Regions from separate parts of the Homo sapiens genome. Here region 1 is linked to region 2. Evidence: read pairs that join two places in POLR2A ChIA-PET (ENCODE). Cell type or tissue: Panc1. All regions are shown on one strand. Each heading gives the region's core, and the rest is flanking DNA. Links, peaks and the distances in the headings are about the cores only. Region 1 has its middle 210 kb from the start of TFAP2A-AS2. Region 2 holds the start of LOC124900218 (a long non-coding RNA gene).

What was found. Peaks named below come from ENCODE experiments on the same cell type or tissue, not always from the same donor. Only the 100,000 strongest peaks of a DNase experiment are listed, where the experiment ranks them.
Region 1: POLR2A ChIA-PET joins it to region 2 with 21 read pairs; 2 of 35 experiments call an interaction of 5 or more read pairs at or near these places.

What each region holds. Positions count from the first base shown.
Region 1 is chr6:10,188,180-10,204,771 of GRCh38, reverse strand. It overlaps the pseudogene OFCC1. Among named protein-coding and RNA genes, the nearest start is that of TFAP2A-AS2, 210 kb to the left of the region's middle. In Panc1, for the core only: no CTCF peak of the experiment used is centred there; no DNase peak of the experiment used is centred there; H3K27ac peaks cover 1,278 bases.
Region 2 is chr6:10,129,077-10,145,668 of GRCh38, reverse strand. LOC124900218 (a long non-coding RNA gene) reads left to right here and starts at 4,985. Exons shown (of 5, transcript XR_007059909.1): 1 at 4,985-5,721. It overlaps LOC105374918 (a long non-coding RNA gene), which reads right to left and starts at 4,883. Exons shown (of 3, transcript XR_926456.3): 1 at 4,562-4,883; 2 at 3,953-4,048; 3 at 524-2,797. It also overlaps the pseudogene OFCC1. RefSeq lists an enhancer at 11,354-11,855. In Panc1, for the core only: no CTCF peak of the experiment used is centred there; no DNase peak of the experiment used is centred there; H3K27ac peaks cover 605 bases.

The sequences.
Region 1 (16,592 bases), core at 4,293-12,292, 60 kb before region 2:
ATGTAGTGTGATAACAACCAAGGAAAATATGGAAGTAAGGGCAGTAGGTTTGGTATTAAGCCATGCTGAGCAAAAGTTGTTCTTCTCAACATTTCCTTAGGTAAACCACCCATGCTAAAGTCAAGTATTAAGATTTTAGCACGATGGTCCAGGGGTATTTTTACGTAGTTCTTGAGGCTTTAATAGTTGTGCAAGTCATTCACCACCATGTGAGAGTCTCTGGCATTGCCAATATCTTGGTTAGAAATCTTTTGGTTATAGGTGACAGAAAAATGAACCCAAATCAGCATATGCATACACGTAATTGGAGAGTGCAGGGCAGCACTAAGATGGATTTAGCAGCTCAAACAATGTCATTAGGATGGGATTCTCTCTTCCTCATCTCATGGTTTTTTCCATGTGTGGGTGTTGGTAGTGGCTGGATGGCTCGCAGCTCCAGCTCAAGTTTATTCACTGAGGTACCAGGTTTAGGAGATGCCACTGAAACAATCATACCGGAGGGTATATCAGTTAGGATTCTGCATGATGAAAGTCATAGAAAACCTAAGTCAAACTAGACTTGGCAGAAACAGTGTGTTGGCTCACATAACTGGAAGCCTATGGAAGCTCTGATTTGGGGTAGAGCCTGCTTTAAACCTCTAACAATATCCACGAGATTTCTGTCTTGTCTGCGCTTTCTGTAGGTGCCAGCTGCCTTCACTCAGTGACTCCTTTCATAGGCCAAGAAGGCTGAAGCAACCTACACCCCTCTGCCTCTTGTCCTCCCACTACCAAGTCCAAAAGAAGAGTGGTAACTTTTCTTTGGCTGGGTTTATGTTATCCTTGAAGAAATCATCTTGCCAGGCAGATGGCCAATCTGGACTAAAGTAAGACTATCATGGTCTATTGGTTGGAACTGGGACAACACCATCCAAACTTCTGAACTGAAAACTCGGCTCTGTAACCAGAAGGAACAGGTGTGGATAGTGGGCAGTAAACCACAAATGCCTGCTATTAAACAAATACCCATGACAAGAGTTGTGTTTTGTTAGTGATCAGAACATTAGCAGAGGAAAAAAGGCAAAGAAAAGGTATATTTATCATGATTCTGCAGAGAAACAGAACAAATAGGATATGCTCTATAGATCTATCTATCTATCTATCTATCTATCTATCTATCTATCTATCCATCACATGAGGTTTACAAGGAATTGGCTCATGCAATTATGGAGACTGAGAAGTCCCACGATCTGCTGTCTGCAATCTGGGGATGCAGAAAACCTGGCGGTATTAATATAATTCCAGTCCAAGTCCAAAGGCCTGAGAACCAGGAGTGCTGATGGTGTAAGTCCCAGACCAAGGGCAGCAAAAGACCAATGTCCTAGCTGAAGCAGTCTAGCAGAGAGAGAGAATTCCTCCTTTGTTTGTCTCTTTGTTCTGTTCAGGCCCTGATGGGTTGAATGAAATCCACCCACAATGGGAAGGACAATCTACTTTACTCAGTCCACCAATTCAAGTGCTAACCTCTCCCAGAAACACCCAAACAGACACATCCAGAATAATGTTTAACCAGACTCTGGGCATCCCGTGGTCTAGTTACGCTAACACATGAAATTAATCATCCCAGAATGTGTCCTGTCAGACCCCTATTAGCTTCAATAGTGATGGCACCAGGTTGAAGAGGCCAAAGAAGAGACCCAAAGCCAACAAACGAGACATGGAGTTTGATTAGCAGGAAACTTACAAACAAGGTGGTCCAGTGGCAGCTGGCTAGACAGGAGAACCACCTTACCTACAGTCCAGTGGTGGTGGGCTAGACAGAACCGCCTTACCTACAGTCCAGTGGTGGCAGACTATACAGGAGAACTGCCCTACCTACAGTCCAGTGGTGGTGACTGGACAGGAGAACCGCCCTACCTACAGTCCAGTGGTGGTGACTGTACAGGAGAACTGCCTTGTCTACAGTCTAGTGGTGGTGACTGTACAGGAGAACTGCCTTGTCTACAGTCTAGTGGTGGTGACTGTATAGGAGAACCACCTTACCTACAGTCCAGTGATGGTGACTGTACAGGAGAACCACTTTACCTACAGTCCAGTGATGGTGACTGTACAGGAGAACCACTTTACCTACAGTCCATTGGTGGTAACTGTAAGGAGAACCACCTTACCTACAGTCCAGTTGTGGTGACTGCACAGGAGAACCGCCTTACCTACAGTCCAGTGGTGTTGACTGTACAGGAGAACCGCCTTACCTACAGTCCAGTGGTGTTGACTGTACAGGAGAACCACCTTACCTACAGTCCAGTAGCAGCAGCCTAGGCAGCACCATAACTGGTTGCAAAGAGCATGTGGTTTATGCAGCATTTTTCACTCAGCACCCTCCCTCTAACAACCACCTGGCAACCTTCATTTAACCCAAAACAAAGGGCTTCCATCCCCTGTACACCCATGTTTTATGGGATGGGATGGCCCTGGGGCTTAGATGTTCCTCATAGATAAGGAATGAAACTGTGTTGGCCACTCCCGAATTCCTTAGCTTGGAACTCTGAACACACATTCAACTGCATTGGCCATGCAGGGTCATTATTAGGATATGCTTAAGTTAACTTACCGCTGTCAGGTGTGTCTACCATACAGAAAGGTGAGAGAAAAAGAAAGAAAATGCGCATTTATGAAGTGCCTACTGTATCACCTAAGAATGTCAGGCATTCTTAGATCCTCCCAACGACTTCAGTTACAGATGGAATAAAGTATCCTGTCCAAAAACACGTAGCCAGAGGGATGGAGGCAGCTTTCAAATGCAGGATTGCCTCCTTCAAAGCCCATCAGTGAAGCTCTGCTGAAGTAAGAACACAAAAGCTGGATTTGAATTACACAATGACAGCTGTGTCATATGCATAGCTATATCACCACCCCAGTGGTTCTCAAAATGTGCCTTTCAGAGCGTCGGCAAGGTCCTTCTTTTTTCAGCTGTATTTGTATGAAGCCAAGTTTTCTTCAGCTATTTCAGCCAAAACAACACATCGCAACAGATTAAATGCAGAGGCAGACAGGAAAATCCAGCTGTCTTCTATTAAGCAAGGTATTTTATAAAGATATCATATAAGATTTGCAAACAATGTAAAACAATGACACTGCAAATTTTCTTTGGTTTTGGAAAATAGTTATTTTTAAAAATAAAATATATGTCATTTGTGTTAATACGTAATGTATTCGCTATAGTCATTTTGGGTTATTTAATGGATGAAACAGTTTTAAAATTTCTCTTTTAATTTCTAATATGATAAATATCAATAGGTATAATTTCCATAAACAAAAGCTCTTGGGGTCCTCTATACATGTTAAAGAGATGCTGAGACCTGGGCCGGGTGCAGTGGCTCATGACTGTAATCCCAGCACTTTGGGAGGCCAAAGTGGGTGGATCACAAGGTCAGGAGTTCGAGACCATCCTGCCAAACACGGTGAAACCCTGTCTCTACTAAAAATACAAAAAAATTAGCCGGGCATGGTGGCAGACGCCTGTAGTCCCAGCTACTTGGGAGGCTGAGGCAGGAGAATGGCGTGAACCCAGGAGGCGGAGCTTGCAGTGAGCCAAGATCGCACCACTGCACTCCAGCCTGGGTGACAGAGCCAGACTCCATCTCAAAAAAAATAAAATAAAAATAAAAAGAGATGCTGAGGACTGCTGCACATAAAGGTGGCAGGTCTCAAAAAATAATCCTCAGGTAGAAGTTTTCAGGTATCTGAACTTAACATTGCATTCTCTTGCATGGACTTTGCTTTTCAAACAGTTGGACTTTTGTCTTTTAAAAATGACTGAGTCTATTTTCCAAGGTAAAAATAGCCTGGAAAACCAGGGCATGAATTTTGTTTTAAATTTAATTTTAAGTTCAGGGGTACATGTGCAGGTTTCTTACATAGGTAAACTTGTATGGTAGGGGTTTGTTGCACAGATTATTTCATTACCTGGGTATTAAGCTGAGTACCCATTAGCTATTGTTTCCGATCCTCTCCCTCCTGCTACCCTCCACTCTCCACCCTCTGATAGGCTCCAGGGTGGTGTTCTCCTCTGCGTGTCCATGTGTTCTCATCATTCAGTTCCCACCTATAAGTGAGAACATGTGGTATTTGGTTTTCTGTTCCTGTATTTGTTTGCTAAGGGTAACGGCCTCCAGCTCCATCCATGTTCCTGCAAAGGACATGATCTCGTCCTTTTTTATGGCTGCATAGTATTCCATGGTGTATATGTACCACATTTTCTTTATCCAGTCTACCATTGAAGGGCATTTAGGTTAAAAGCAAATTAGATGCCCGAGCATGAATTCTTGATAGCTCTTTATCATCCACTGTGTTGAAATCACATTCCCACCCAAGCTTACTTTAAAAATAAGAGGCAGAATGCTTGATTAACACTTTGGGAATGGAGTCGCTGAGACATGGAGTCAGCAGAGTGGGTCAGTAACATCGTGTGCCCCAGTGGAATAGCATGATCTTAGCAGGAAGTGTTACGTGGAGTGCACTTTTTCAGTGAAAAAGGCCAAGGAAGAATTAATGTCCATAATGAAACTAATGACTATCATGCAGCATGTTTTCAATTTTTATTTAATTTTTCATCTCACTTTGTTTTACTCAGCCTTTGCCAGAGGGGTTAAAAGAGAGAAAGCAAGCATGAAGAAAGAATATGAAAGTGAAGACCAGGAAATCCATAAGTTAGATAATAGTTTCTTTTCTTTTTTCTTTTCTTTTCTTTTTTTTTTTTTTTTGACAGAGTTTTGCACTGTTGCCCAGGCTAGAGTGCAATGGCACCATCTCGGCTCATCTCAACCTCCACCTCCCGGGTTCAAGCGATTCTCCTGCCTTAGCCTCCTGAGTAGTTGGGATTACAGGTGCCCACCACCTGTATTTTTAGTAGAGATGGGGTTTTGCCACGTTGGCCAGGCTGATCTTGAACTCCTGACCTCAGGTGATCCGCCCGCCTCGGCCTCCCAAAGTGCTGGGATTACAGGCATGAGCCACCGCACCCAGCCTAGTTTCTTGAATAATCAAGAATTGTGGACATTTCTAGATCTAGAAGACTGGAGGACACTTTACTGTTTTATGAAAGCTCTGTCTAATGGTAGAGGCTCTTTTAAGATTTTTTAACAATTGGGAGTATTATTTTCCAGCTTAGTAATTTAAAATTATTAAGACAAGTTTAGCCTTCAAAGCAAATTCCAGATTGTCTGATTTGTCATGCAAAGTGCTGGATGTTTTATCATATAAGAAACAGAACTGGCCGGGCGCGGTGGCTCACGCCTGTAATCCCAGCACTTTGGGAGGCCGAGGCGGGTGGATCATGAGGTCAGGAGATCGAGACCATCCTGGCTAACAAGGTGAAACCCCGTCTCTACTAAAAATACAAAAAATTAGCCAGGCGCGGTGGCAGGCGCCTGTAGTCCCAGCTACTCGGGAGGCTGAGGCAGGAGAATGGCGTGAACCCGGGAAGCGGAGCTTGCAGTGAGCGGAGATTGCGCCACTGCAGTCCGCAGTCCGGCCTGGGCGACAGAGTGAGACTCCGTCTCAAAAAGAAAAGAAAAAAAAAAAAAAAAAAAAGAAACAGAACTATTTATTGGTTTTTGGACTAAGTTAAGCCCATTTCACATTTTTGTGAAAAGGCAAAAGTTCATTTTATTTTAAGTTTGCCTCTGTGGCAAATCACATGTACAAGTTTTTCTGAACAAAAAGTCCAAATTTAGGAACTTAGAAAGCAGAGGCTCACTGGATTTTGCTGCTAAGGAAGCTTAAATAGATACGGCTATGAGCTGATCTCTAGGCCCTGGAGATCTTGACAGCCAGGTTGTTCCAACTGAAATCAAAGCATAGTGGTTGGGGCTTTTAGATAGAGTAGGATAGAGTAGCCTGAGGGATTTGGGAAAGAACTGACTGAATCCTGGAGGAAGTAGAGGGACTTGAAAGCTGCAAAAGAACACACAGTGTGATAGAAATGGGGTGTATTTTAGGGACAATTTGGACTCAGTGGAAAGAAGTCGAGGGCAATAGCTAACTATATTGCATCTCCAAAATTGTTCTTACAATTTAGTAGCTATTTGGAATTTAATTTAATTTTACTTTTTATTGAATATCACTGTTTTTAAGCTCTCTGTGAGGTATACTGTGGGAAACAAAATATAAATGCTATGGTCCTAGCCTTTAAGAAATCTACAATCCAGAAAAAAACCCAAGAAACATCTCCAAATGTTTACCATCTAGGATAGTGTGATAATACTAAATTAAAGGCACCATGTACTTTGGGATTGCATAAAAAGGAGAGGTTTATATCCATTCGGAGATTTGGGAAAGTTCTCATAGTGTAGGTAATATTTAAATTGGATTTTATTAAGGATGAAGTTTCAAATGGAGAAAGTGGGTGGAAGGGCATTTCAAATGAATGATTGATTAAACAGTGTCAGTGGGTATAGTGTTTGGGGCACAGTTTGGACAATCGTAGGGTGCCTGACCTAACCCTGGCCTCAGTTAAGGATGACTAGCCCACTCACGATAATATGGATGGACCAAGGCAGACATGTGGCCCCTACTGTCCAGGCTGGTTGGACCAGAGAGGAGCAGCTGATCCAAAAGCAGCCAACCTATGGCTGGCCTGGGTCCTGACCTGGAAAGCTTTGCACAAATAGGGAAGAACTGGGTTGGCTGGAGTCTCATTCCTAAAAAATTGCATCCTGAAATGAAGAAAATCGGCAGTTAGGTTTGGAAAGTGAAGCTGAGAAGATGTGTGCACCAGGAGAAATGAGGTAGAGAAGGACATTATGAATAAGAGATATCATGAAGTTGAAATTATTACAAATCGGACACTACATATTAGGAAAAAGTGTATATAATAGACAGTGGGGAAGCCAGAGGGTAACTGTTATTATGTCTGCTGGTCTGAGTAAATCCAAAGAGACCCCAACTAAGCTGTCTTATATGGCTGGAACAGAGGAACAATGATGGGTGTGTAGAGTGGTGGAAATGTAGGTTGGTGCCAGTTTGTGGAGGTCAAGGCATTCTATGCACATCTCGAGTGCTTTTGTCTGTTTCTCAGCCAGGAATTTTTAATTAAGAGATGCATACGGCCAGGCATGGTGGTTCATGTCTGTAAACCCAGCACTTTGGGAGGCCAAGGCGGATGAATCACTTGAAGTCGGGAGTTAGAGACCAGCCTGACCAACATGGAGAAACGATGTCTCTACTAAAAAAAATAAAAAAATACAAAATTCATCTAGGCATAGTGGTGCATGCCTGTAATCCCAGCTACTCGGGAGGCTGAGGCAGAAGAATTGCTTGAACCTGGGAGGCAGAGGTTGCGGTTAGCAGAGATCACACCATTGCGCTCCAGCCTGGGCAACAAGAGCAAAACTCCCCCTCACAAAAAAAAAAAAAAAAAAAAAAAAGAAAAAAAGAAAAAAGGATGCATAAGACAGCTCCATTCTCAAGGAATTTATAATACAGAATCAGGTGGAGAAAATATAGCCACACAAATAGCTATCATTGAAGACTGACAGATAAAATACTAAGCCACCAAAGAAGTATGGATCCTGTGGTGGAGGAGAGGGGTTGTCTAGGAAGACTTCACAGAGGAGATGGCAATGCTAAGGACTTTAAACATTATTCTGATTCCATGAAAAAGTTTTGAGCAGGAAAATCATGAGTATATAAATGTTAGAGAAAGGTGACTCTGGCCTAAGGATAATTGGATGAAAGGGAGGCTGTAATAAAGGAGACTGGTTTCAATGGTTGGGAGGATAATTCAGTAGGAGGGAGACATAGCTGTTTCATCTCACGGTTGTGAGAACCCAACCCTGGCCTGTTCTAATGGAAAGCATCTGGCTTATTGAGATGTTTTCGGCTCTGGGCTCAAATAACTAAAGGAAAACTCAGTAGACCAAGAATGCAAAACAGCAGAATTGGCCTTAGTGAAACAGTATGAGCTGTTAACTATGTAACGTTTTTAGAAGCTGTGTGGATGCTGGAAAAACTTCCTGCCTGTAACTATCAGCTTCATTAATTTGCCGTAGGTGCCTAAAATCCCCTCACTGGGGATCTCTTCCTTTGTTGTTAAGCCTTGTTCTCTTCTGGGAGTGGTGGTGATGTTGAGGGAGGGGTGGAGTAGGAGGGATGTTTATTCTGAAGAGGTTAAATTAGTATAGTGCTCTATTTGTCAAGACTCTTGGTTGCAAGTGACAGAAAACCCAGCTCAAAGCAGCTTAATCAGAAACCTGGATCATTGGAACCAGGTACTGGAGCGATGTCAAGAGGACACATCTCCCCATCTCTGGAATCTGTTTTTCCCTCTGCTCACTTCATTTGGGCAGTCTTGTCCCCAGATGGTGGCAAGACGGTTCTGTCAGCAGCACCAGTAGGAGAGCAGTGTTTTTCCTTGTGGCCTTTGGAGAAGTTCCGGAGGGAACTGCTTACTTGGTTGACTTTGTTTATATGCCCTTTCCTCACCTGTCACTGTGGCCAACGGATGGAACACGTGGCTTGGGTGCCCAGTCATGGGTCCACCCTGGATACTGAAGGTGGAGTCAGTTCCACCTCAACCGCAGGCAGAGAGTGAGGAAGGGATAGTTCTCCAGAGAAAGCAGGCTACTACCAGGAAAAAGGAGAAGGTTTATAGAGCAGGCAAAGAACAGATTCTACTGCAGCTAAGTTTATGGGCAAATGTGCCTATTGGATTGCCCTTCTAGGATAGTGAAAGCTAAAGGCCCGGAAAGTAGTGGGAAGCTGCTAAGAAGTGTGTGGGACAGAGGGGAGCTGGAGTCCCAGTAAGGAGAGGTTGGAGCTGCCAAAGACACTGTCACAATTTTGCCTCTGGCAGGTCAAAGCCTAGGTGGGTCCCTGAGAGTTACTATTACCATTATGGGAAAAGAACACCTTTAAGAGTCCACAGGTAGAATTAAAAATGACTAATCAAATGGAGAACTCTTACAGAGTGTATCAACTGCTCAATGTTCTGAACTGAAATGTTTTTCTTGATTCTCTTGGGTTTTGGTATCTGTTATATGTATGACTTGCGTTTTTCTTGCTGCAGGTGTGATTTTATATTTAAAAGGACAATAATTTTTACCTTTGAAGGTTATTTATTTATTGTTTGTTTTATTGTTTGTTGTGAAAATCAAGGGATTATTTTTTTCCTTAAGGCATTGTTTCCTTATTTCAACATCTTTTTTGTTTGTTTGTTTTTGGTTTGCCTGCAGTTTTGGTGAACAGAAGGTAACATGGCAGGATTTGGTGTGCTTTAATGTTGTTTATGCTTGCCAGTGATGAATGCCAGTCATACCAATTCCCTTGTAAAGGCAAGTCACTAGAGAACCCTCCCCCATCCCAAGCCCATGCCTGTGGCTGGAGTCCCCCGGGAGCTTACAGTGGCTGAGCGGGGAGCGGGGTGAACCTGCACACACCCTGTAGCGAGTCACATCCAGAAATCTTGCTACTCTTTTCTTAGCTGAGGAAAAATGTTCCATTAAGCTTTGGCTGCCAATTTTGTCCACAAACTTTGGAAACTGACAGTTGGGTTTTGAAGACTAATTATTTTCCCCTAAGCAGTGTGTCATCAGTTTCCCTGGCTGCCTGCAGGTGAACCTTGGCTTCTGGCCAGGCTTCTTCCTAGGGTAACTGCCTTCTATCTAAAGATCAGGCTCTTGGCTCTAGCTCCGCAATTCTCAGTTTCAGAGTTGCTCTCACTTCTGAAGCCAATAACCATTTATTGAGGTCAGGACTGTCTAAGACAGCAGCCAGAATCCACTTGTGGCTATTGAACATTTGAAATGTGCTTAGTCCAAGCTGTGGTGTGCTGCAAGTGTAAAATACACATCAGATTTTAAAGACTTAGTATGTTATAAATAGAATTGTGTCCCCCCACCCCACAAAATCCATATGCTGAAGCCCTAAACCCCAATGGGAGGTTTGAAGTAAGAAAGTAATTAAGCCTAAATGAGTTTATAAGGGTGGGATCCTCATAGGAATAGTGCCTTTATAAGAAAAGACACCAGAGAGCTCTCTCTCTGCTATGTGAGCACACTGTAAGAAGGCGGCTGTCTGGAAGTCAGGAAGAGAGCCCTCACAAGAACTTAACCCTAGTGGTACCTAGATCTGGGACTTCCAGCATCCAGACTTTGAGAGAATAAATTTCCGTTGTTGGTGCTACTCAATCTATGCCACTTTATTTTGGCAGGTGTAGGAAACTAATATATAGTATGAACAAATAATGTAAAATATCTAGTTAATATTTTTATATTGATGACATTAAAATAATAAAATACATTATTACAATTAATTTTACCCGTTTTATTTCACTTTTTAAAAAGTGGCTATGAGAAAATTTTAAATTATACATGTGTCTTCCATTACAGGGCACTGGTGACCTAGACCCATGAGTTATTATTAAATTGTCTTTACTTGTCCTATTAGATTATTATTCAATCTTTGTTCATGAGGGATCTCTAAACTTCTCTTTGGTTTATGTAATTTTCTGTTTCTTTTTTCTTTAAGAGCCAGAAGATTAAAATAAAACAAAATAAAAAAGAACAAACACATAGAAACCAAAAGAACACAAGCGACATAAACCCTGCTGTTTTGTGGTGTTAATATTTTTTGATTAAAAGGATTTATCTCCTTTTGATCTCTTTTCTGCCTTATTTCTTGCATATTGAAGCCAACCTTGGAACAAATTTTAACATTCATAGTATAAAATGACAAATCCTATGGGAAAAACAAACCTGAAGGGAGTTGGGGGAGTTTCTGCATTTTCAGCACTGGGTCTTTCATGGTGGATGGGATGGTTATGGTTATGAAATAAGGCAGAAGGTCTCCTGTTTTGTTTTCAATAGGCCAGGGCTGAGCTCAGCTTTGAGGAGGGTTACCTGTCGAAGCGTCTCTGGCTAGAAGCAGGGAAGGTTCTGCCAAGCTCTGTTGGATGCATCCTTAGCCACACCAAATGGGCCTCTGAATAGGCCCAGAAAACTGGGGACTCCTTGCTCATGTCACCTGTAGTGAGGGGAACATCTTGCTAACAGCAGAGCAAACTGCAAAATGTTCTGGGTTAATGCATATGCTTTGGGCAGGTCTACCTTTAGTAAGAAAGCTTCTGGTACGAAATTTTGCTACTGAAATTTATGGTCTTCACAAGTAGAGGCATTTCTGTTTGTTCTGAAGTCCAATTTGTTTAGTGTATTTCCTGCTTTTCTTGAATTTTATCATTGGCAACAAATATTGCCAGTTGTTTACCTTGACCTGACAGATTTATTTGGTTGACTTTTTGAAAAGTTTCTGCCAAGTAACCAAATCAGAATAACCATGATCTGCTGTCAGTCATTCTTCCAAGTACCAATGATGTTCTGTGAAGAATAGTGACTAATGCGACTTGCAACTCAAATGATCCCAGAAGTCAAGCATCATTCTTTGTCACGCAGCTGACGCACTTTATGTCTGACTCCCATTTCTTCAAATATAATACAGTATTTTTAAAATGTATATGCAAGTGTTCAGATTTAGTCAGTTCATTTTTACTGCCGCATCAGGGCCATCAGTAAGTAAAACACCCCCTCCCACCTCGCCCCAACCCACCAGTGGCTGGCAGTGAAGAATACAATGATTGCTAGTTGAATTTAGTACCATTTCTTGATTTGTGCTGAGTGGCCAGTAGTTTGACCCATTGCTTTTGCACCATGAGTGCAAATGTCAACACACTAAAAAACGAAAATAGTATCTTTATTTTATTATGAAAATAGCTTTAAACTCCAAGACCCCCGAAGGGTCCTCAGGGACTCCTTGGGGTCTGAAATTAACACACTGAAAAGTATTTTTCCAAAGTGTATTACAAATGGAGGGTACTGTAATTCTCTTTCTAAAAATTAAAAATCATATTAAGATAACTCATTGTTGGAAATGCTGAAGCAGACTCCAGAACACCTGGGTGGGAATGTCGTCTAGGGAATGCCTGCATCTCTCAGAAGACGGAACTCAACAATTGTTACAGTGTCCTTCAGTTTGACGATTTTTGTGCTGTGTGCTGACAACTATTTCCCAAGGCTGATTTGGCATAGTGGGTCAGTTTCCTTCCTAATTATGTTGGAAAGGTGGAGATTACTCTTTAGAATCCCTGAATGACTGAAAGTTCTTCTCTATTCACGAGAAATCTCATAGGTCCTGTGGCCTCAAAATCTGAATCAGTTTGGATGATTTAGATCAGCTGTAGTTACTTTGGGGATGCTAATGGACTCCTTGGCTATTTCTAGTTACAGGCAAAGTAGGGGATTCAACTTGGCACAATTGCTTCATTGGGATTGGAGCATGGGCTCTGCAAAGACTGAGAAGAGATGCAAAGGCCATGTTCTCCATTCTTTCACACATGAGGCCAAGAGAGCGTTTGTTTTCTCACACATTTTTTTTTTGAATTAAAAATACTAATTGGTGACATTGCTTTGAGAAATTGTTTGATATCTCAGTAGAAATCCTAACACATTTTGCAAAGTACTCACCTACATCATATTTTAGAGTAAAGAAGTAAACAGGCAAAATGGAAATTATTTCCATATCGGTATGATACTGTACATTGAATTTGTACATTGCCCTGCATGTACAATGAAAGGAAGAGTCTAGAATTCAGTCTCAACAAACATATCTATCTATCTATCTATCTATTTGTAGATAGATATACACACACACACGTAACTATATTAATACAGCTCAGTGGCTTTTTCAATATGTTTTTATAAGATATATTTCTCCTGGTATAAGAATAATTTCACACTTTTCGTTTAGGTGTTCTCAGATCAGACTTCTGCCTCATTTTGCCACCAGTGATGCAAATATGTGTCAGTGTCTTAAGATAAGTCCTTTAGGTGTCCTTTATTCTGGTATGTCCTTGGAGAGATTGCCTTTAAGATTTGATTTAAAATAAGAAAATAGGTATAATGGGTACAGATACACACTATTAGTGGGAAGATTACATAAGTCCAGAAATTGGACCAGCCTAAAATCTCACCTTTTAGAAATAATTTTTTGTCTTTTCTATTTATTTTCATTGTCATAAAAAGAAGCACATAATACTTAACCTTTGCTTTGCATTGTATCCGATGACAAGCCTTCTGAATTTCACACAACACATAATTTTATTTCCTTCATACACCAGTTTCCCACGTAGATATTCCTAGGTGTAATCAGACAATATTATTTTTATTTACCAGATTAGGTCCCCCCAAAAATAGATGGGTAGTAAGGAGGAAGGTTTTAATAAGCTTTCCATATTTCTGTTTGTTTTCATACACTCCCAAGCCTAGATTTGCCATGTTCAAATTAAGTAATATCTGCCCAAATGGAAAATGTACATGCCTTGCTGGTCCTAGATCCTCTACATGGTACCATGCTGACACCAAAACAACACTCTTTAGAAGCTTGGACCTTTGTATCCAACTCAGCCAATGGAGCTTAGCACCATCGAATTTCCTACCTGGTTGTTCCATGTACACAGGATTTTGATTCATGCTTGCAGAGTTCACCTTTAAATGGCCAGGACTTTCTCTCTCAATCTTCCCTCCAGTCTAATTACTGGACTGTTTAACTGGAAGTCTTTTGAGGGCAGCATTAATACATTCTTATTCAGACGAATTTATGAGTTTTAGCTCAATGTGATGTTTTAAATCTAATAAGAATCCATAAAAGAAACTTCTTGTGAAGTTAAATTACTTGTACAGACAATTGAATGGGAAGCTAATTATGCCAGTTTTGCAAAAGAATGACTTTATAATTTTAGGTAAGATACTGATCTGTGGTAATAGTTTTATTATCTATACACTGAGAGGTTTAGTATTTAAGACAAATCCTCAATCTCATATGTTCATAGACATTATCAAGCAAAACTGTGTCTATTTTCATTATCACCATTATGTTGCCTTTGGCACTAAGTGGTACAGTTGCCATCCATATAATGAAAAAATAATCAGCAAATTTAAATGAGCAAATTCTGGGGTTTAAATCAGTTATTTGGTGGACTTACATGATTATTTGACTGAATTGTTTCAATAGTCTAGCCAATAATATGAGTTAAGTACTTTCAGAGAAAGTAGCCACAGCATTTCTCAGTGGGTTTATTCAATGCCCTCAACCCCTACTGGAGAGATGTTGATGCTATATGTGATATTTCTTGGACGTTGAAGCTTTTAGTTCGGAGGGTGAGGGTGATGAATGGACCTTCTGAGTGGAGGACTAGGGAAGAGGACACCATGGATTCTGTCTTCCTCTCTTAGGTTGGAAAGTATGGCAAATTAAAGAGGGAAGGAAGCATCTGTAATTGATTAGAAATGAATCTGGTATGCAGGATGACAGGTCCCTGAATGGCCTTGGCTGAACCAGCTCTTCCATCTCCTGTTTGTAGTTGTCAGGATAATTGCAGAATGTGCTGAGAATGCAGTATCCTGAGATAAGGAGGAAATTTCTGCAACAGCCCAAGCTTTGTCCTATTCCTTCCTAGGACAGGATGTCTTGCAACACTTTAGCTCAGTGATCTGTTTCCTTGGGGTCCTGCAACGCTTCAGCTCAGTAATCCGAGTTCCCCCAGGGTATAAAATCCAGTAAGATTACATCTTCCCTAGGCAGTTTTCCTGAGCCCTGGGGAGCCAGCTCACCGTGGATTTGAGACTTCTGTTGATTCATGCTGCCTGTCTGGGAGTGATAAAGTTGCTCTGCATGACTTCTTGTGTAAGTGTTCTGTCTCACTAGACTCATATGTTGGAGGTTGGGTTTATGTAAAACCTCTGGTAGCTGGGTTTGTGCAAAACCTCTTGCCAGATCTAAAAACCTTAGCAGACATTGGCAAGGTATTTAGAGTTCTCTGGAATTGATGCTGGTGGATGGTATTGGTGAGGTGTTTAGAGGCCTTCCCTGGGATTCATAACTGATGCATGGTCCCAAGGGTTGATATTGGTGCATGGTATTCTGCTTAACAAGGAAAGACTTCAAAGACAACAAGAAGGTCCACATCTTGTGACTGGGGATACCTGGATTAGATCTTTCCATTTCTAAGAAAGGGAGCTTTGACTCTTTCCAAAGCACTTAATTTATTCTTCATCTAATGCTCCATAAAAGTAGTAGAATTGAAAGTGTATGTGGAATAATGATGTACATGATATTGAGAGAAGGGACATATTTTCATTCTCAGGGAAACCTGTTAGCCTATGGAATTCATAATGGAAAAATCATTAATTTGTCTGTTTCTTGTGGTGACACTTGTATATAAAACCACTGAGTAGCTGGATGGGGAGATGGAATCTACTGACTTAAATGAGGGCATGGATGGAAGGCTAAATTTACTCAACCTCTTTCATTTCCAAATGGATAACAGATAATTGTCTAGAGACAGTAATTTCCTTTATGTGAAAATTTATAGCTTGAATTGGAAGGAGGGATTGAAGGCAAAAAGAGTAGTTGGAGGTTTATTATGCTTTCAAAATTCAAGTGCACAATTTGAGACTCTGGAAATAAAAAAATTAAAATCATAAACTAGTATATATTAATTTGTGAGTACATTGGACAAATGCAATACAATGTTCTTGAGTGAGTGTTGCTACTAAAATGATTAGAACAAAACTACTTATTCTCATCAAGCTCCAATAACGCCATTCTGCTGACTTATTTCATTCATCAGATCTGTTTTTTCTCTCTGTGTGTCAGGCACTGTACTAGAAGCACAGAGTTTAGTTGGAGAGATGGATATGTGAACAAATAATTGCATTACAGCATATAATTATTATAATAGATAATATTTGTATGTTATATAATGTAGTATATGGAGAAGATGATTAAGTGAAAATATAGAGCAGAGCACAGGCTTCCTGGGGACCTGTAGAGACCTTCCCCATAGGTGGAGCAGGTGTCATGTGAGATCAGTCTAGAAAAGTAGATTGGGCCAGAGTTATCTTCTGTACAACCATGAGCAGCCATGGAAAAAGGAAAATTACCTACTTAGGTATGAGTTGTTCCTGTTTTTCATTTGGAGAAGGGATTGCAGGGAGGAAAAGTTAGAGGCAAGGAGACCAGGTGGAAGGCTCTTAATAGTAATTCAGGCAGCAGAAAACGCAGTGTGGGGTTCAGAGTCTGCTGACTGGATGAACTTACTGCCTGTGTGACCATGGGTAAAGCTGTATGCCTGTTTATTTCTAGGTTAAAGGGGGCGGGGGTAATGATATCTATCCTGGCTCCAAGCACCCTTCAGAGTCAGGATGGATTCCCTACCCAAAATTTGGTTTGGATGTGACACACTCACAGGGGGTCTGAGAAGATTTATTACTTACATGACGAAGTTTTCTGGAAAGAGCAGGGCATGCTTTCCAAGCAGGTCTGAGAGCCTTGAGTAAACAGAGAAAAGAGGCTATCTTGGGGTTTTTATTGTGATTAGAGAGTGGGGCTGGGGGTAAGAATTTCTGTGTATAGATGGAGGCTTGTGTGGTTTGAATCACCCATGGGTGCCACAGAAGGAAACACCCGGGCTTTCTTATCAGTTTGCCAAGTGTGGGGCACGAGGGGAGGATGAGGGATCACTATTTAAACATCAAAAAAATGCAGTCAGATTCTCTATTACA
Region 2 (16,592 bases), core at 5,416-13,415:
ATGACAACCCTAGTAAACTAATACAAACGCTATTTCAAATATTGTCTTTTTATTTGCCTTCGCATCTTTATGTTAATGGGAAACTGGGAAAGGCCTTGTTAGGGGTTGTGAGGCAGATGCCATTTTTAGTTTTAAATTATGAAGTATTTTTAAGAAAACAAAAACTATGAAGAATATATTTAATAAACACCGAAGAACTAGCCACCCAGCTTAAAAAAACAAAAAACAAAAAACATTATAGGTACAGTTAAAGCCCCCACACTCTTACCCTGTTCCCCTCCCTCCCAAGCTGAGATCATTAGTTTCCTGAATTTAATGTCTATCATTCTCATACATATCATTATATTTTTATAGTATATGTTTGCATTAATAATCAATTCATGGTGCTCTTTTGCATATATTTAAAACTTCATAAAAGTATTATTAAACTGTATTTGTCCTTCCAACTTGCTTTTTTCTTTTAGTGCTATGTTCTGGGCATTTATTCATGCTGATAAAAATATAGATAGATACAGATATCTGGTTTGCATGTTTTAACTATTTTTATTTATGAATACATCACAGTTTGCTTACACATTTTATTCTTGAAGGAGCATGTGTAACATTTTCAGTTTTGTATTATTTAGAAATAAATAATGCTGTGAACATTCTTAAAGAGATCTTCTTGGGCATGTGGACAGGAGTTTCTTCAGGTTTGGAATTGCTGAGTCATAGGCTGTGAGTAGTTTCAAATCTGATATATATATATATATATATATTCCCAAATTTTCTCCAAATCGATTGTACAAGTTTATAGTTCCATCAGCTGTGTTACTTCATATACTTGCCAAAATAATGTGTTGCCAGAATTGGAAAACTTTAATGAATTTGATAAGTATGAAATCTAATGGTTTTATTTGCATCTCTGTAAGTATTTTGAGGTTAAACTTTTTTTTTTGAGACAAAGCCTTGCTCTGTTGCCCAGGCTGGAGTGCAGTGGTGTGATCTCAGCTCACTGCAACCTTGGTCTCCCATGCTTAAGTGATTCTTGTGCCTCAGCCTCCTGAGTAGCTGGGATTACAGGCATGTGCCACCACACCCAGCTAATTTTTGTGTTTTTAGCAGAGACAGGGTTTTGCCATGTTGTCCAGGCTGGCCTCAAGAGAGCCACTTGCCTTAGCCTCCCAAATTGCTGGGATTATAGGCGTGAGCCACTGTGCCCAGCCAGAGGTTGAACATATTTAAAAATGTTTTGGAGTATTTGAATTTTCTCTTTCATAGATTCTGTGTTCACATACTTTGCCATTTTTCTATTGGGCTGCTTCTCTTTTTCTTATTGATTTGTGGGAGTTCTTTATGTATTCTAGATATGAAGCCATTGGGTTTGTATGTATCTTCATCCTGGTTTATTGTTTCTCTTTTCATTCATCTTTTGATGCATAGAATTTTTGTTTTCCTAGTGCTGTTAAGCAGGCTATCCAGTAGAGTGTTTTAAATTCTGAGCAAAGCTGTTTTTTCACTTGGAAAACTTTTATTTTCTAGTATATAAGTTGGCAGGTGCCTTAAAACAAACTAATTGTTGTCTTGGTTGTCTTAATATGGAGATTATTGCAAGTTCCGGCTAATAACTACAGTAAGCATAATTTATCCATAAGAAAATTATTTGTAAAGATTACATTTATGTCTTTAATATAAACTTTAATAATTTTGTATTAATCCTCTTACTGTTTTAAAGAACAATTGCATATCTTTTGTGGGTTAAACACTGTTATCTGGCTATGACCGGACTCACTTGATTTTCTATGAAGTCGATTTTTATTTACTCATTTGTTCAGCTAATATTTACAATGAAGAAGGCTGAGGATTCATTTGAATATAAAATACATTACAGTTCACAATGGTATTTTAAAAAGGTTCACAATTAATTAGTTAATATATGTAAATTAATAGCAATTCTTATTTCCTTATGTTAGATCTAGCTGTACATTTAGTTCACCTTGTTTCTTTCTTGTTTAAAAAATACTTACTTTTTAAGAGCTTTAAAGTTTACTGCAAAATTGAGAGGAAGGGACAGAGATTTCCCGCATGCCCCTGCCCACCCCACGTGCACAGCTCCGCATTATCACCATCCCCCACCAGAGTGGCACATTTGTTACAATTGAACCCACACTGACACATCATTATCACCCAAAGTCCACAGTTTACATTAGAGTTCACTCTTGGTGGTGTACATTCTATGGGTGTGGCCAAATGCATAATGACATTAAACCACCATTACAGGACCACACAGAGTAGTTTCACTGCCCTAAAAATCCTCTGTGCCCTGCCTATTCATCCCTCCTTTCCTCCTAACTTCTGGCAACCACTGATCTCTTTACTGCCTCCAGGGTTTTACTTTTCCAGAATGTCACAGAGTTGGAATCATACAGTATGCAGCTTTTCCAGGCTGGCTTCTTTTACTTAGCAATATGCATGTGAGTTTCCTCCTTGTTTTTTCCTGGCTTGATAGCTCCTTTATTTTTAGTGCTGAATAATATTCCCTTGTCTGGATGTGCCACAGTTTTATTTATCAATTCACCTGCTAAAGGACATCTTGGTTGCTTCCAAATGTTGACAGTTATGGATAAAGCTGCTATAAATGTCAGTCTGCTGGTTTTTGTATAAACATAAGTTTTCCGCATTCTTTAGCCATTTAGTGAAATATAAAGAGATGTATATCTTATTATTAAGCTTCCTTACAGACTACATTTTCAGTTATTGTCCAATCTGCTGTTGTCAGATGGACTTTGCCTTGGCTCAGAATAAAGTATATTGGTATCTGAAAAAGCAAGCAAGTTATAAAATTATTAACAAATAATTTTTATATTATTGAAAATGTTAAAATCATAAACAACCCAAACTATAATATTCCAGTTCACTGACAAATTTTACAATGTCAGTTTTATTTTAAAAGTTAACATATCTTAATAACAATAATTCCTTATTAACTCCTGTTTTTGGCTCATTTTTAAAAATGTAGGCTGGGCGTGGTGGCTCATGCCTATAATCCCAGCACTTTGGGAGGCCAAGGTGGGCGGATCACCTGAGGTCAGACCTTGAGACCAGCCTGGCCAACATGACAAAACCCCATCTCTACTAAAGATACAAAAATTAGCCAGGCATGGTGGCAGCTACCTGTAATCACAGCTACTCGGGAGGCTGAGGCAGGAGAATCACTTGAACCCAGGAGGCGGAGGTTGCAGTGAGCCGAGATTGTGCCACTGCACTCCAGCCTGGGTCTCAAAAAAATAAAAATAAAAAAAATGCAAAGTGCTTCAAAATTTAATTTGTATCTGAAAACCCTCCATTACGATTTTTCTTGGCACTGGGGCATGCAAAGAGGCTGCTTCTACATGTAGATTTTATCTCTCTATATACACACAGCTTTGTGGGAAAGTTTTCAGTTCCAAATTATTTCCTTAAACATCCTTAAGTATATGAACAAATATCATGTTTCAGATAAAGTATAAATTGTTTAACAAATGTATGCATTCTCTTGGCTTGGATAAATTGTTTTATTTACCAAAAACATATAGGTTGAGAGATTTATTTTTAGGAATATAGTCTATTTGCTACCAATGTGCATTTTGGTGGATGTGATGGTGATGACAGTGATGAGAGGGGACAGAGATCAGGATCTAGAGAGAGCAAGAGATGGAGTGAGTCAGGAGAGAGAGAGAAAATAAGCAGATAGGCTTGAAATGAGCACACACAGATTTGAGGTATTGAGGGAAACAGCAGTCACTGCTCTTACAAATTCCAGCTGGGTGGTTTCCTACGTGTCTGCAGTAAAGCTCTTGCACAATAAATGAAGAAAATACTACATAAAAGTTTAAATTTTATTGGGTGTGAAGCTCTTAAAGAATTGCTATTCACTAAGAGTTTAAGGAAGACTTAGTTTGAATAAATGAACCCCAACTAAAGGAGTACCCACCTTCCGTTTTCTTTTCTTCATGATATCTATGTGTTTGTCTTCTTGATCACATTCCCTTGTCATGATGGTCCCCAGCCAGCTGGAGCAGAAATTCACCTGAGCAGACATGGAAGAAAAGGTTATGCTGGGAAACGAAACATAAATTTCACTCAGTAAGAGTAACTATCTACCAGAAATGGGAATGACAGAACGACCATAGGAAAAGAAATGGGAATAAACCTTCACATCAACGCTCGTCAGTGCTATTTGCTAACAGATGCATTGAGGTAAATGCTGTTACCTCAAGAAGTGTTATCTTCTGGGGATCCTTATCATAATTTTATTTTAAATTCGAACAGCTGTTGTTTAACTACCACAGACCACAATTTGTCTACAGCTTGGGACCATAAAGTTAGCTTTAATGCACTCTGTTTCTTTTCTCTCCCCTGTATTTGATTTAATTTCCGTGAATCTGACACTCACATGCTATATACCATTTGCATATTTCAATATGTACTTTTGCAGATCCCATAAGTATTCAGGTGCTAAATGTGAAAGAATAAATAAAAATGGAAGTTCCCAATGACAAATTATAAAAGGAAGGAAGAAGAACTCTCAGGTTTCACTTACATGTAAAATATTCTGAACAATAACAGCTCCTTCAGGACAACAAAGCAGGTTTTTCTAGGGTTGTTGGTTTATGGTGACTGTAGAAGAAAACGGATGTTTTTTTTGGCAGTGAAACACAGTACACTTATCTGAATTGAGCCCTAGGGCTTACCATATAGCAACGGACAGAGAACTTCAGCTTTATTTAAGAAATCAACAAATGTGGCCACTTCTATAACCTGAATGTTTTCTAAAATATTCATGGTTTTTCATTCATGGAATTTTAAAAAACTGAGGTTGCGGTTTCAAACAAAAGAAAATTCTAGGGAAGATAGGAGGGGAATAAAAAGTCACTCTTGGGGAAACCTTAAAAAAGATCCCTGTGGGCTACTGTAGCGTATTTAGCGAAGGCGCTTTGTCAGATAGGGCATGAACTAACCTAGAACTCGGGCAGTTACTGGACAGAAAATCAATTTTGGTCAGGGTTAGACGGGCCCAAGACTTGTTCTTTGGTCTTAACTACAGTATGTGAAAACTTCCAAGTAGACGTCAGAGGACTAAAAAAGCTTTTTCTTTTCTTAGTTCTTTAGGCTGGTTTGTACAGATTTCTGCAAGTCTGGGGAACCTTAAAACTTCCATCTCCTTTTCCATTCTTTGAGTTAACAGCAACATATTGGTAGCTGAGCTTCACAATGTTGAGCTCTCCAAGTTGTTTAGGGTGATCTTTAGGCCTCAGCCCTTTTTGAATCTTTGTTTGTTGTAATCAAGTTCCAGAAGGAAATGAGGTGCGATCCTTATTGCAAAAGAATGAGGCAGGCTCTGGGGCTCAGTGATTCACTTACTTGATTTGATTATTAGTTTTCTGGTAACAAATGGTTGGTGCTGGAATGCTGATTTCACAGGCACCCTCACACACGTTAGTAAAATCAACAAGTGTGAGAGAAGCATCCTCAATTGTAAGTTAACAGTAACAACACGATGCTCATACATGTCTTAAAGCTGGAACCCAAAAGCCAAATTATAGTGTATGTTTTATTTCTGAGCCAGTATTCCTCATGGAAATGGGAATAGTCCAAATAGAAACAAAGTAACAGTGAAAAAGTGGGAAGGATTTGCAGGGCAGAATTTGGGAATTTGATTTTGAAGTATGAAAACGATGTCACTATAATCAAGTTTGAATAGTGAGTACATTTTTGCCTCAAATTTTCATTGTATCTGCTTCCTATAGACCCTAGAATTGGAAATCATTGGAAAGGGGATTAGTTCCTTTTAAGGAGAGTTGCTTGATACCCCAAGTTTCATGAGAAAGTTCTAAGCTAATTTACCAGCCAAAGAGGGTGAGACAAGCTACTGTAATCATCACCTGGTACCTTTCCTTTGAAAGAGTCTGACAAATGTTAATTAAGGAAACCTCAGGATGCTTGCCCAGGACAGATAAGGGGTTAATTTCAGCACCTCTGGGAAGAAATGCGAGAGCACCTCTATGTCCTTTCTTCCCTTCTGAACAGCTCTCAGGTTCTTGACACAGAAAGTCTGGGCACAAAAGGAAAGGGAAAGGGAGAAAAGGGCCATTCATGAATGTCTGAAAGAACGCTGGCTGCTTCCCTGAGAGCGATGTGATTTGACTGTGGCGACGTCTCTTCTCTCACCCCAAGCCCAGGAGGGTTATCAGTGAGCAAGGCAGAGGGAGGATCTTGGTTCTATTTTACTTCATTCTGAAAAACTGGAATGTAGCATAAGAGCTAGTTGCATGGCACCCCAAATGCTGCTGAGCCTAATGTACTTTTGCAGATCCTAAATCTGCAAAGGTGCTAAATGTGAAAGAATAATTAAAAATGGAACTTCTCAATGACAAATTTTAAAAGGAAGGAAGAAGAACTCTCAGGTTTCGCTTACATGTAAAAGGAACCCACCATTGAATTAACCACAGTCATGGCTTCCTGCCCGAGTCTCCATGAGATGGCTCCCTATTGACTGTAGCCTCAGCCCAGCCCTGTCTATCTCAAGCCATTTCACACTGAATCATAGCACACAGGTCTGGGACTTGAGGATGCTTATCTGACTGAAGCTTAACTGAGATGAATCATCTTTATAAATCTATTTTGGTCCACTGATAATTGCTTTTTAAATGAAAGCTTTTTTTTTTTTTTTAGACAGAGTCTTGCTCTGTTGCCCAGGCTGGAGTGCAGTGGTGCAGTCTCGGCTGACTGCAACCTCTGCTTCCCGGGTTCAAGCGATTCTCCTGCCTCAGCTTCCCGAGTAGCTGGGACTACAGGCACCTGCCACCACGCCTGGCTAATTAAATGAAAGCTTTAAAAAGTCTTCTTAAAAATAGAGAACATGTTCCCTTTCTCATTCCTCTATAAGGTGTTGAAGTCAAGGAGCATTTTATCTTAGGAGGCAGATACTTATTTATTTATTTATTTATTTTTTATTATACTTTAATTTCTAGGGTACATGTGCACAACGTGCAGGTTTGTTACATATGCATACATGTGCCATGTTGGTGTGCTGCACCCGTTAACTCGTCATTTACATTAGGTATATATCCTAATGCTATCCGCACCCCCCCCAGCACCCCACCCCATGACATGCCCCAGTGTGTGATGTTCCCCACCCTGTGTCCAAGTGTTCTCATTGTTCAGTTCCCACCTATGAGTGAGAACATGTAGTGTCCTTGTGATAGTTTGCTCAGAATAATGGTTTCCAGCTTCATCCATGTCCCTACAAAGGACATGAACTCATCCTTTTTTATGGCTGCATAGAATTCCATGGTGTATATGTGCCACATTTTCTTAATCCAGTCTATCATTGATGGACGTTCGGGTTGGTTCCAAGTCTTCACTATTGTGAATAGTGTGGAGGCAGATATTTATATGGGATAAAGAGATCTTGTTTTTACTCTTAATGTGACTTGTTTTGTGTATATATATTCAATTTAGTTGTTGTTGGAGGTATTCTGCTGAATTTTTAACTCAGGACCCAGACATCTTTATTGCTGTTTTTTCTTAGTGTGCTGAGAATCTTAAGAATATAAAGAAAAACTTTTCATTGCTAAGGGGTGTGTGTGTGTGTGTGTGTGTGTGTGTGTGTGTGTGTGTGTCAGAGAGAGAGAGGGAGAGGAAAAATGAGAATGAGAATTTTTGATGTGCAGAAGATGAACTGTGCTGGACATTAATGGATTAATTTTTAGCAGTATAAGAGATTTATACAGATCAAGCCACAATCAATTTGGCTGTGGGGATTGGGGAAATTTTCATGATAGCTGAAATGAATAGAACTGCTATGTTGTGGACTTATTTGTATAAATAGCTTGGAAACGGTCTTTTGTTCATCTATGAATTATACTCGGTCATGTATTTTATACCCTGATACTGTATATCTCATAAGAGGCATGAAGTTGATCTGTGGACCGGCTGTATGTTTTGGGGTGTTTTTACATGGCTCAAATAAAAATTCATTTATATACTCATTTAGTACAGATGGAATGAAGTATACAAAGATGAGTAAGTCATAGGCACAGTCAAGAACTGTAAAGGGCCTGTAAGCAAAGTGTTAACTGTAAACAGGCGAGCCTACCACAGTTTCATAGATGTTGGTAGAAGACATGAGATTCTTGGGTCAGAAACAAAGGATTTTATTAGTCACAGCAATGACAGTAGCCAGAATTTGCCTTGGTTCCCTGAACCATAACTCTCACAGTGCAACATGAAGAGGGCCAGGTGACCCTGCACGTGAAGAGAGTTGCATTGTAGAAGAACCCTGAATTTAGGAAACCTGGATCTTCTATAACAAGCAGTGAATATGCCTGCTCTTTATCTTGGAGGGAGAAATTATCCTTATTATACTGGACCATAAGCCCCAGACTCCAAAAGGAGACACTATCTTCCAAAACTGTTTGCTATACATCCCGGAACAAAGACAGTCAGGTGCAGGAACATGAGAGACCTGTGGAAGATGTTTTTAAAATCTCCACTTGTAGAAACAATCTCCCTTGTTTCTACACCCCTGCTTCTGGCAAATTTAGGCATGAGTATGCCACTCCATCTGCTGCTCTGGTCAATCTGACCAATAGAGGCTGGGGCCAAATCCATTCAATTTACCTCATATAGTATTTAATTAAAATTATTATCAACAGGACTTCAAGCAGCAGGATGAGGCCATCCTGCAGTATTAACCTCACCGTGACTTAAAGGGTTCCGGATTCCATAAGCTGAACAAGTTCAATGAATCATCCAGATCTATCTTATAGCCAGGTAGTATTCTCCTTTAGTTTCCACAGTGGCTTTTCTCCTCAGTCCAAGGCATTCATCCAGATGCAGCAGGATGTATTAGTGATTGCACAGACTTGTCCTGGCCTGCAAAAAGGAAGCTTGGGGCAGTTGTACTATCCATAACAACCCTGGCCTTTCTTTTTTTTTTTTTTTTGAGACTGAGTCTCGCTCTGTCGCCCAGGCTGGAGTGCAGGGGCGCGATCTCATCTCACCGCAAGCTCTACCTCCTGGGTTCATGCCATTCTCCTTCCTCAGCCTCCCGAGTAGCTGGGACTACAGGCGCCCGCCACCAAGCCTGGCTAATTTTTTGTATTTTTAGTAGAGATGTTGTTTCACCGTGTTATCCAGGATGGTCTCGATCTCCTGACCTCGTCATCTGCCTGCCTTGGCCTCCCAAAAAGTGGGATTACAGGCGTGAGCCACTGCGCACAGCCAACCCTGGCCTTTCAAAGCATAAGTTTTGCATATATTTTGTTAAATTTATTCTTAAATATATATATTTTCGATGTTCTTAAAACAAGAAATGTTTTCTTTCTTTTTTTTTTCCCGAGATGGTGTCTCACTCTGTCACCCAGGCTGGAGTGCAGTGGTGTAATCTCAGCTTACTGCAACCTCTGCCTCCTGGGTTCAAGCAATTCTCCTGCCTCAGCCTCCCCAGTAGCTGGGAGTACAGGTGTCTGCCACCATCCCCGGCTAGTTTTTGTGTTTTTAGTAGAGACGGGGTTTCACTATGTTGGCCAGGCTGGTCTCAAACTCCTGACTTCAGGTGATCGGCCTGCCTCCGCCTTCCAAAGTGCTGGGATTACAGGCGTGAGCCACCATGTCTAACAAGAGTTGTTTTCTCAGTTTCATTTATGGATTGTTCATTGCAATCATATTGAAATACAATTTATTTTTGTATGTTGATGTTGTATCCTGCAACCTTGCCAAATTGATTTATTAGTTTTAATAATTTCAATATGATTCTGTAGAATTTTCTATATATAAGTATGTCATCTGTGAATAGAGATAATTTCACTTCTTCATTTCCAATCTGAATGCTTTTTATTTATTTTTCCTGCATAATTGCCCTGGCTTGACTGCTAGTATAATGTTGAATAGAAGAGGTGAGACTTGACATCCTTGTCTTTTTCCTTATCTTTAGGGGAAAGCATCCAGTCTTTCACCATTAAGTATAATGTTAACTCCAAGTTTTTCATAGATGCCTTTTACCAAGTTCAAGAAGTTTTCTTCTCTTTACAGTTTGTGAAGTGTTTTTAATCATAAAAGGCCATTAGATTTTGTCTAATGCTTTTTGTGTATTTACTGAGACGATCATATAATTTTTTTCCATTGATAGGGTATGTTATATTAATTGATTTTCAGATGTTAAACAACCTTGCATCCTTAGGACAAATTCCACTTAATTGATTATGGTGTATGATTCTTTTTATATGTTGCTGTATTCGGTTTGCCAGTGTTTTGCTGGAGATTTTGTGTCCATATTCAAAGGAGATATTGGCCTTTAGTTTTCTCGTTTTCTGATAGCTTTTTCAGTTTTGGAATTGGTAATGCTGGTCTCAGAGTGAGTTTGGAAGTGCTTTCTTTTTTTAAAAATTTTATTATTATTATACTTTAAGTTTTAGGGTACATGTGCACAATGTGCAGGTTTGTTACATATGTATACATGTGCCATGTTGGTGTGCTGCACCTATTAACTCGTCATTTAGCATTAGGTATATCTCCTAATGCTATCCCTCCCGCCGCCCCCCACCCCACAATAGTACCTGGTGTGTGATGTTCCCCTTCCTGTGTCCATGTGTTCTCATTGTTAAATTCCCACCTACGAGTGAGAACATGCAGTGTTTGGTTTTTTGTCCTTGCGATAGTTTGCTGAGAATGATGGTTTCCAGTTTCATCCATGTCCCTACAAAGGACATGAACTCATCATTTTTTATGGCTGCATATATTCCATGGTGTATATGTGCCACATTTTCTTAATCCAGTCTATCATTATTGGACATTTAGGTTGGTTCCAAGTCTTTGCTATTGTGAATAGTGCTGCAATAAACATACATGTGCATGTGTCTTTATAGCAGCATGATTTATAGTCCTTTGGGTATATACCCAGTAATGGGATGGCTGGGTCAAATGGTATTTCTAGTTCTAGATCCCTGAGGAATCGTTGCATTGTCTTCCACAATGGATGAACTAGTTTACACTCCCACCAACAGTGTAAAAGTGTTCCTATTTCTCCACATCCTCTCCAGCACCTGTTGTTTCCTGCTCTCTTCAAAGCTGTCAGAGAGGGACATTTAAGTCTGCAGAGGTTACTGCTGTCTTTTTGTTTGTCTGTGCCCTGTCCCCAGAGGTGGAGCCTACAGAGGCAGGCAGGCCTCCATGAGCTGTGGTGGGCTCCACCCAGTTCGAGCTTCCCGGCTGCTTTGTTTACCTAAGCAAGCCTGGGCAATGGTGGGCGCCCCTCCCCCCTCGCTGCCGCCTTGCTGTTTGATCTCGGACTGCTGTGCTAGCAATGAGCGAGACTCCGTGGGCGTAGGACCCTCCGAGACAGGTGAGGGATATAATCTCCTGGTGTGCTGTTTTTTAAGCCCGTTGGAAAAGCGCAGTATTAGGGTGGGAGTGACTCGATTTTCCAGTGCCGTCTGTCACCCCTTTCTTTGACTAGGAAAGGGAATTCCCTGACCCCTTGCACTTCCCGGGTGAGGCGATGCCTCGCCCTGCTTCGGCTCTTGCACAGTGCGCTGCACCCACCGTCCTGCGCCTACTGTCTGGCACTCCTCAGTGAGATGAACCCGGTACCTCAGTTGGAAATGCAGAAATCACCCATCTTCTGTGTCGCTCACGCTGGGAGCTATAGACAGGAGCTGTTCCTATTTGGCCATCTTGGCTCTGGAAGGCTTTCTTTTATATTTTGGAAGAGTTTGTGAAGAACTGGCATTAATTCTTTGTTAAATGTTTGGTACAATTCAGTGATGAATCCATCTGGACCTGGGCTTTTCTTCATGGATAGTTTTAAAAATTACTACAGTCATGCACAGCATAATAATATTTTTGTTAATGACGGGCCACATGATAGTGGTCTCATAAAATTATAATGCCATATTTTATAGTACTTCGAATATGTTTAGATGTGTTTACATGTACAAATACTTACCATTATGTTACAGTTGCCTACAATATTCAGTACAGTAACATGCTGGACAGGTTTGCAGCCTAGGAACAATCTAAACCTAGGAGCAATCACACTGAGGCCATACAGGTGTATAGTTAGCTATACCATCTAGGTTTGTATAAGTACACTCTATTATGTTTGCACAACAACAACAAAACTGCCTAAACACATTTGTCAGAACATATCCCCATAGTTAAGTGATGCATAACTGTAATTCAATCTCTATACTTGTTATAGATCTATTCAGATTGTGTATTTCCTCTTGTGTCAATTTTGGTGGTTTGTGCCTTTATAGGAATTTGTCCATTTAATCAAAGTTATCTAATTTAGTGTATCATTGTTCATAGTATTATTTTATAATAAGGTCAGTAGTGATGTCTTTTTCATTTCTGATCCTAGTAATCTGCGATTTCTCTCTTTTTTCTTGATCAATTTAGATGAATATTTATCAATTTTGTTTTTTTAAAAGCTACCAACTTTTGATTTCATTGATTTTCTCTATTATTTTTCTATTCTATATTTTATTAGTTTCTGCTCTAATCTTCATTTTTTGTTTTATTTTTGCTTCTGCTTGCTTTAACTTTAGTTCTTTTTTTCTTCATTTTCAAATGTCTATCTTAAGATGTAAGTTTGGGTTATTGACTTGAAATCTTTCTTCCTTTCATTTGCAGTTGTCAGTTTTCCTCCAAGCACTGTTTTGCTGTATCTCATATATTTTGGTATGTTCTATCTTCATTTTCATTCACTCAAAATTTTTCTTATTTTCCTTTTAATTTCTTTTTTGATCCATTGGTCATTTAGGAGTGTATTGTTTAATTTTCCCATATTTGTGAGTTTCCTGTTTTTTTCTGTTATTAATGTCTTATATAATTCCATTGTGGTCAGAGAACATGCTTTGTATTATTTCTGTTTTTAAAAATTTATTGAGATTTGATTTATTGCCTAACAGACTTTTCTAGAAAATGTTATATGTGGGCTTAAGAACAACGTATATTCTGCTTTTGTTGGGTGAAATATCTTATAAATGTCTTCTAGGTCTAGTTTATAATGTTTATAGTTCACTAGGCTTACAGTGTTGTTCAGGTCTTCTGTTTCCTTGTTGACCTACTTAGTTGTTCTATCAATTGTTGAATGTGGGATGTTATAGTTTCCAATTCTTATTGTTGCATTGTCTATTCCTCTCTTCATTTCAGTCAGCTTTGGTTTTAAATATTTTGGTGCTCTGTTATTACATGCATATATGTTTATGATGGTTATATCTCCCAGATGGATTGACCACTTTATCATGATAAATTGTCCATTTTTATATCTAGCAACATTGTACGTTTTAAGTACGTTTTGTCTGAAATTATTATAGCCATTTACTCCAGCTTTTTTGTAGTAGCTGTTTGCATGGTATGTCCTTTTTAAAAAAGTCTTTTTATTTTCCATCTATGTATTTCAATTAAAAGTATGTCTCCCTTAGACAGCATATAGTTGAATCATATTTTTTTTTAACCCAGTCTGACAATCTCTGTCTTTTGATTGGACTGTTTAATTCATTCACATTTACTGTTATTTTCAATTACAGTTGGGTTTACATCTGCCATTTTAATTTTAATTTTTATATTTTATGTCTTTTTGTTCCACTATTTTTCCTTTACTGCTTTCTTTTGCATTAAGCTAATATTTTCTAATGTAGCATTTTAATTTCTTTAAGAATTTTTTTTACTAATTATTTTTGAAAATTTTTAATGGTTATTCTTGCTTACAATATAGATCTTATCACAATCAGCTTCAGATTTATACTAAATTAATTCAAGTGAGACATAGAAGTATTCCTTTTTATTCTTCTTATGGTATTTTGTTATATATATTACATCTATTTTTCTTTTCCCTCTTTTTGTGGTATTGTTATAATTATTAAATCCATACAAGTTACAAATTCAAAAGGATTGCTATAATTATTACTTTGTATAATTTTGTCTTTCAAAGGAGCTAAGAGAAGAAAAGAAGGCAAGTTTATATTTACAGCTTTTATTATATTAGCTTTGTATTTATTGTTTCTGGTCCTCTTCATTTGTTATTCTGAATTTGAGTTATCGTCTGGAGCCATTTTCTTAGCCCAATACAGCTTTGTTCCTATCTATTTCCTTTGTGCTGTTTTTGGCAACTATATTGCATTTCTATATGTTATAGGCTCAATAACACATTATATACATAGTGTTCTGTATACTTGTTTTTAAAATAAGAGAAGAAAGTAGAATAAATATGCATTTATATGGGTATTTTGATTACACGATTGTCTTTACCAGTGCTCTTTTTTTTTTTGTATGGATTCTAATTACTATCTGTGGTCATATCAGCCTGATGAACTTCTTTTAGTATTTCTTATATAGCAGATCTGTTAGCAACAACTGTTTTTTTAGTTTTTATTTATCTGGGAATGTTTTCAGTTTTCTTTCAGTTTTGAAGAGTAACTTGCTGCATAGTTTTTTCCTTGAACACTTTGAATATATTATCCTATGGTTTCCATTGCTTCCGCTGATGAGTCAGTTGTTAATCTTATTGGGGCTTATATGTAAGTGACAAATTGTTTTTCTTTAAATGCTTTTAAGAGTTTCTCCTTGTCTTTGATTTTCAGTATTTTTGCTATGATGAGACTGCTTCTGAATCTCTTTGTGTTTATTCAACTTGGAGGTTGTTGAGTTTCCTAGATGTGTAGATTATTGCTTTTCAATACATTTTGTAAGTTGTCAGTCATTATTTATTCCCCTATTTTTTCTACTAATTTCTTTTTCTCTCTCTCCTTCTGGTACTCCCAGTATGGACATGTAGATGTGCTTAGTAGTGTCTTACAGCTCTCTAAGTCTATCTTTATTTTTCTAATTTTTTTTTTTTTTTGAGATGGAGTCTCACTCTGTCGCCCAGGCTGGAGTGCAGTGGCGTGATTTCAGCTGTCGCCCAGGCTGGAGTGCAGTGGTGTGATCTCAGCTCACTGCAACCTCCACATCCCTGGTTCAAGCAATTCCCCTACCTCAGCTTCCCGAGTAGCTGTGATTACAGGTGCACACCACCACGTCTGGCTAAATTTTTTGTAAAGATTTTTAGTAGAGATGGGGTTTCACCATGTTGGCCAGACTGGTCTTGAACACCTGATCTCAGGCAATCTGCCCACCTTGGCCTCCCAAAATGCTGGGATTACAGGTGTGAGCCACTGAGCCCAGCCTCTTTTTTTTTTTTTTTTTTTAAATTATTTGGATTTCATACCATCTACTGATAGATCTTCATGTTTGTTAATTCTTTCTTTTGCTTCTCAGATCTACTCTTAAACCCCTTTGGTGATTTTAAATCTTAGTTACTGTATTTTCAACTTCAGAATTTCCATTTGGCTTTTAAAATATATACATAGTTTCTACCTCTTTACTGGTATTCTCTATTTCATATGACATCGTCCATAAATGTCCATTGTAATCATTCTTTCATGTCTTTAATTATGATTTCCTTTAGGTATTTGAGTATACTTATAATGGCTACCTTGAATGCTTTTTCTGTTAGATCCAATATCTAGTTTCTTTCACAAGCAACTTCTGTTGTCTGCTTTTTCCTGGCCTACTACCTTCCTGTTTCTTTGTATATCTTGTAATTTTTTTGTTAGACACCAAGCACTTTTGATAATATAGCAGCTGTGGATGCTGGTGCTCTATCCTTCCCTCTCTCCCCTGGGCTTGTTATTTTTGTTTTCTTGTTTATTTTTTAAGTGATTGGCTGGACTATTTTTTATGGAGTCTATTTCTTCCTGCAATATAACCCCTCTGACATTTATCCTCAGTGAACACAGCCTTGGGTATGCCCACAGTTACCCTGCACTGACAGTGGTTTTGGCCTATTTTTGAGAGCCTCTTCCTTTGACGATACTCACCTGTTAAGTTCAACTAATTGCTGGATGATTGCTCTATTATTTTCAAGACTATCTTGACTATTAGCTTGTTGAGTGGCTTTGGTAATAAAGGCATATTAGAATGCAAATGCTCCAGAGAACCAAAAACACTGTGACTCCTTTTAGTTTTAAGAGCCACAATATTATGGCTAGATTCTGCTGATCAGACTGGAAAAGTAACACCATAATCCCCCCAAAATGTCAGTAGCAGTGAGGTACCACTGATAGCTCTGAGAAGGGATTAAAAGTCTGATGTGCTCTATTTTCCAGGAGTGGATGGGAGCCATACCCTGTGTTATGTTGCCTCACTCACTGTAAAATAAATGGGTTGACTTGGCAAGAGTCAGAAGTCTGGCTTGTCATGATAACTCAGCATCAAAAAACATATAGTCCTTTACTTCTTACTTAGTCTATGCTGGGGCATGTGTTGCCGTATTCGGTATAAGGACAGAGCCAGACGGCACCAGTGGCAGTCCAGGTGGTACAGACTCAATCAGCAATTTGACTCCAGCTAGTTCCATCACAGAATAGGCCTTTACCCTGGACTCCTGTGTGAGTAACCCAGAAGATTTCATTAGCAGCAGTAATTTTTTTTTTTTCATTTCATGAAGCAAAATAAGGGTATCTTTAATCTGCCAGCCTACAGTTTTCAAGTGGCAGACCAAACAATTAGACCATTGGTCCTAG